Linked DNA regions of Homo sapiens: region 2 is linked to region 1. Evidence: chromatin loops called from intact Hi-C (ENCODE). Cell type or tissue: dorsolateral prefrontal cortex. All regions are shown on one strand.

What was found. Hi-C counts contacts between places; a loop is a spot of excess contacts. Peaks named below come from ENCODE experiments on the same cell type or tissue, not always from the same donor. Only the 100,000 strongest peaks of a DNase experiment are listed, where the experiment ranks them.
Region 2: a loop joins it to region 1, with 4 times the contacts of the local background. A loop is called at or near these places in 34 of 110 quality-filtered maps.

What each region holds. Positions count from the first base shown.
Region 1 is chr11:84,383,304-84,385,803 of GRCh38, forward strand. All of the region lies in intron 7 of DLG2 (discs large MAGUK scaffold protein 2), which reads right to left. Among named protein-coding and RNA genes, the nearest start is that of DLG2-AS2, 750 kb to the left of the region's middle. In dorsolateral prefrontal cortex, CTCF peaks have their summits at 1,525 (motif pointing right) and 1,724; DNase peaks (open chromatin) are centred at 478 and 1,548; H3K27ac peaks cover 2,183 bases.
Region 2 is chr11:83,835,949-83,838,448 of GRCh38, forward strand. The region is part of intron 16 of DLG2 (discs large MAGUK scaffold protein 2); the gene reads right to left. Among named protein-coding and RNA genes, the nearest start is that of DLG2-AS2, 200 kb to the left of the region's middle. In dorsolateral prefrontal cortex, CTCF peaks have their summits at 1,025 (motif pointing right) and 1,226; a DNase peak (open chromatin) is centred at 1,033; H3K27ac peaks cover 2,500 bases.

The DNA of each region.
Region 1 (2,500 bases):
ACACACCCCAAGCTAAGATGACGCCTAATATTTATTTCTCTGTTCCCTGCTGTCCATGCATTTACCTAGTACCTTCTCCTTGAGTTGAAGTGGTGATTGGCATCTAAATAATATAATATAGCAAAGGTGATGGGATGTCACCCTCTTTATTAGGTTACATTAAATGGCAAAAAAGATGGGATATCATGCCCATGATTACCTTACATTATATAAGACACACTTCTTAGAAGATTGGAGAGAGACTCTCATGTTGGCCTTAAAGAAGCAACAGCCATGTTGTGAACTGCCTATGGAGAGGGCTGCATGGCAGGGTACTGTGGGCAGACTCTAGTAGCTAAGGCATCTTCCAGCCAACAGCCAATAAGAAGCTGAGGCTCTCAGCCATACCCCCACAAGGAAATACATTCTGTTAACAATCCAAGTAAGCTGGAATTAGATCTGTCCTTGGCTTAGCCTCTTGTAAGACTGCAGCCCTGGATTCCAGCCAGTGAGACAATGAAGCAGAGAGTCCTGCTATGCTGTGCTTGGGCTTGACCAAAGGAAACTGTGAAATAATAAACATGGTTTGTTTCAAGGGACTGTTCGTGGAAATGTGTTACGCAGCATAGAAAATGAATGCATTAACAGCCCAAGATGCTTTTCATTGGGCTCCTACTGCACTTTTCACATACCTCCATCAAGCAGCTGAAACTTTTATACTCAAATAAATTGTTTCCCAACAGATAAAAAATTTCAAGAGCAGTTACTGTGTCTTTTTTTCTAGCATCTAGTATAGGAAGCTCTCGATGACGCTTTTTTTTTTTTTGCAATGAGAAAATAATTTTTAAAAAGAACAAAAGTAAATGTGGAAAGCTGGAAGTGTATTTATTGAAAGCATTTTATCATTGAACATAGAGCTATTTCAACGTTAATAATCTATAAGCCTACATCTTAAAAATTTAAATATAGGAAAACCAAACAGGGCTATTATTTAATGAGGGCCTATTATATACTTGGTGCTGAACTAATAAATATGGAAAATGCAACTTTAAAAGACTCTTACATAATTTCTCATGGTTCATATGGAAAAATTTGAGCTTTATCCAAGCAACATTAGTTAAATGTATAAATCTTCAAATAAATGTTGTCGAAGATAGTTGGGATAGTAAGCTTTGCAAAATTAAGCTGCCCTAGAGATGTTTAAGCTCACACTTCAGTCCCTCCTATTAGAATGATAATAAAAGGAATTCAAATACTGAACTGCGTAACCTTTGAGGTCCCTTTTAGTTCAAAGATTTCATGATCCTTAAAACTGCAATTTGGAAAACATTATTTTGTGGCAGGCTAATGAATTATAGCCAATGACATGATAACTATATTAAATATATATATATTAGAAAGATAACTCCGAAATGCATTCTCACGAACCCTACATATTCCTTTAAATAAAGTATCTGCCCAAAAAACCTAAGACATGTTGTTCCAGTAAAACTGGAACTGGGTGCTGATTTTCCTCTATATGTGCTGCAATGACTCCAGAAGCCACAAGGTGGCAGAGTGTTGGTACTGTGTTTCTAATTCACAAGACTTCACAACAGGAGTTCATGATACATTCAAAGGCAACTTTAACTGAGATTTTGAATTCTTCCATCTGTTTCCATGTGCCAGGTGCAGGGGTTGGATGGAGAAACTGAGATGTATATTTGGAGGCTCTTGAAAAAGGAGATGACAAGATATAAAATCATGTGTATTTAAAGAAAAACTCTTTGTTGGCATAACTCCCAATTTGCCTCTGACCTCAAAATTATCACAGCTCAACCTGATCACTGACTTCTCCAATCATTTCTGTAACATTTACCCTTCCACACTTAAACTGGTACAAATTCGCGAATCTAACACTCCCATTTAGATCTCTAAATCATCTAAAGCAGTAAAATTTTTTTAATCTCTTTAAAGAGTTTTAAAAAAAATCAAAGAGGCATACTCTTGTCTTTATTTCCATACATTGCTACAAGTCACAGCCCCAAATGAATATTATTTCAGTTCTATGAACAGGGTAAAGAACTTGTTCTCATGCTTTGACCTCAGGCTTTAGAGATTTCTAATATGTAACATACTTCCATTAAACTCATTCATCTTCCTCTGAAATGTAGTTTTCTCCAGAGCTCATGATCTCTTTGATAGTATTTGAATTGAAACATACTACAAGGTTATTTTTCTTTCCACAGATATTTAGAGTACTGTCACATCATAATCAGCCAAATAAATAGTATGCATAAGGTGGTGCCTCCTTTGGGGAATTATTAATAGTAGATTCCAATTCTAGAGAACCAGGACCCTGTTGTAGTAAACATTGTATCTCCAGGGCCTGGAATAGTGCCTAGCTCATAATAGACATTTGAGTGATACTGATCAAATAATCAACCTAACCTGCCTACTTATTAAACTGAAAAGATTGTATATACCTTGAGTCCAATGGGAGCCTACAATTAAGACTTGCAAATAGTAATTGCTCGATAAA
Region 2 (2,500 bases), 550 kb before region 1:
TAGTATATACACATACATCATAAGGAATTGGCTTATGTAGTTGTGGAGGCTGATAAGGCCCAGGATTTGTGGCTGGCAAATTGGAGACCGAGGAGAGCCAGTGATATATATTAAATAGTTGTAGGCTGAGGCTAAGCCTGAAGGCAGATGAAGACTGCTGATGTCCCAGCTTGAAGACAGTCAGGAAGAAGCAGCAAATTCACCCTCTCAATGCTTTTTTATTCTATTCAGGCCTTCAGTGGATTAGATGAGGATCACACCCCTTGGGGAAAACAATCTGCTTTACCCAGCCTATTGATTTGCATGTTCATCTCATCCAGAAACACCCTCACAGACATACTGAGGAAAATGTTTAACCAAATAGCTGGACACTCAATGACTCAGTCAAGCTGATACATGAAATTAACCATCATAAGGAATAAGGTACCCATTTCCTTGCTGGCCATCAACTGGGGCCTCTCTCAGCTCCTATAGGCCATCCACATTCCTCACCCCATGGCTCTCTCTATCTTCAAGCAACTAATGGCACATTGAATCCTCTTCACATTTGGAAGCTCTGACTTCCTCTTCTCCAACTAGCTGAATAACTCTTTGCTTCTTAGGGGTTTATGTGATTAGGCCAGGCCCACCCAGATAATTTTCCTATCTTAACTGATTAGTAACCTTAATTACTTGCAAAATCCCTTTTCTTATGTAAGAACTTAACTGTGGGAGTAACACCAGGAGGTAGATATCATGGGTCCCTCTTAGAACTCTGCCTACCACTATCAGAGAGACAACGGTGCATTAATCCTGCAGGGCCTTGTAGATCATTTTAAAAGCTTTGACTTTTACTCTGATAGAAATGGGGAGCCTGTGAGGAAATGAATTGACCTGACTTACATTTGTAAATGATTCCTTTGATGTAAAATAGAGTCCTCTTGCAGCTGGGTGGGCATGGCAGTTCAGCTCCCCCTTGATCACAGAACAGCAGGGAGGGAGACACAGAGCATTCACCTCATTCTACCTCATTGCCACTAGGTGGGAGTAGAAGTTCAGCTCCGCGCTTGGATCCACTAACACCAATCGGGGAGAGAAGATGGGGTGCTGACTAGCACTGCCTTGAACCACCTTATTCTCCTTACCTTTGCATGGGGGTAGGAGTTCAGCTCCTCACAGGGCCCTGCTGATACTATCCTGGCAGGCAGAGTGGTTTTCCAACTAGTACTGATTTCCTCTTTCTCCTACTTCATTGCCACTGTGCAGGGGTGGAAGTTAAGCTTCTTGCTGGTTCCCATCAATATTAGGAGTAGGGGAATGGAATGCCAACTAACGCCACCTCATTTCAGCCTGTTGCTGCTGGGTAAGGGTACGAGTTCAGCTCCCCACTAGAAAGTGGAGTATCGACTAGCATCACCTCGTACCCCCTTGTTCTGCCTATTTGCTGCCAGGTGGGGATGGAAATTCAGTTCTTGTTCTGTCTACCAACAACAGCCTAGTGGAAGAAGTGTAAGGCCATCTTAGAGTTGCCTCTCCTGGCTGCCGCTGGTAGAGCCAGAAACCTAGCTCTCGGCATAGCACTACTGACACTGCAGGGTTGAGGGGACAGTTTTTTCTTTGGTGTTTGGCTAGAGTAGGTCAGTATTATCAAAAGTTTTCCGGTTCTATTAGTCTACCTGTTTTTCCCAGTCATTTATCTAAAGGGAGCAGGTTTTACTTGGGGCTGTTTTTGTCTGTACTTATTGGCGGTTCCAGGCTGCAGGTTCTCCAGTGCTCTGTCCAAATACATAGCAAGCAAAAAAAAAAAAAAAAAAAAAAAAGAAAAGAAAGAAAAAGTCCTGGGAACTCACTACAGTATCCTTCCTTTCCTAGCCAGTTTGTTGCCTCCTTTCCAACTCTAAAGTCTTCCTACATTTGTGTTTTTCTACTCAAGGTTATTTGTTTTGTTTTGCTTTTTAAATAAGAGGGTGGATTAGAGAGAAATGGGGATACATTTTAAACGTAGAGGCCAACAGAATTTTCATGAAAAGGTTATTGTCGAAATCTCCCCCTTTCCCCAGAATAAACACACGTATAGACATTCTTAGTGGGTCCAACAACACTGAAGCTCTATATAGTACATATAGATGGAGGGAAGAGAGTGATTAGGACTCTGACATTTGTCCCTGTGCTAGATATTGTGCTTGATGCTTTATATGAATCATTTGATTTATTCCTCAAAAAAATGAAAGGTATACTGATTTTGCAACTACTTTAAAACAGGAACAGAAAGCAAAATAGATTGATGATTGGATAGATGGGTAGGTATGTGATAGAGAAAGTATAGGAAAATGTTAATAGTGGAATCTAGGTGACAAGTACACGGATGTTCATTGTAACATTTTTAAACTTTTCCTTATGTTTGAAAAATGTTTATAATGAAATTATGAGTAAAATAAATAACCTGATGAAGAAATCATTAGGGCAAATGTTTAGATTAGTGAAATGAGACTACTTGTCTAAGCTTTTAACTGAGTTTAGT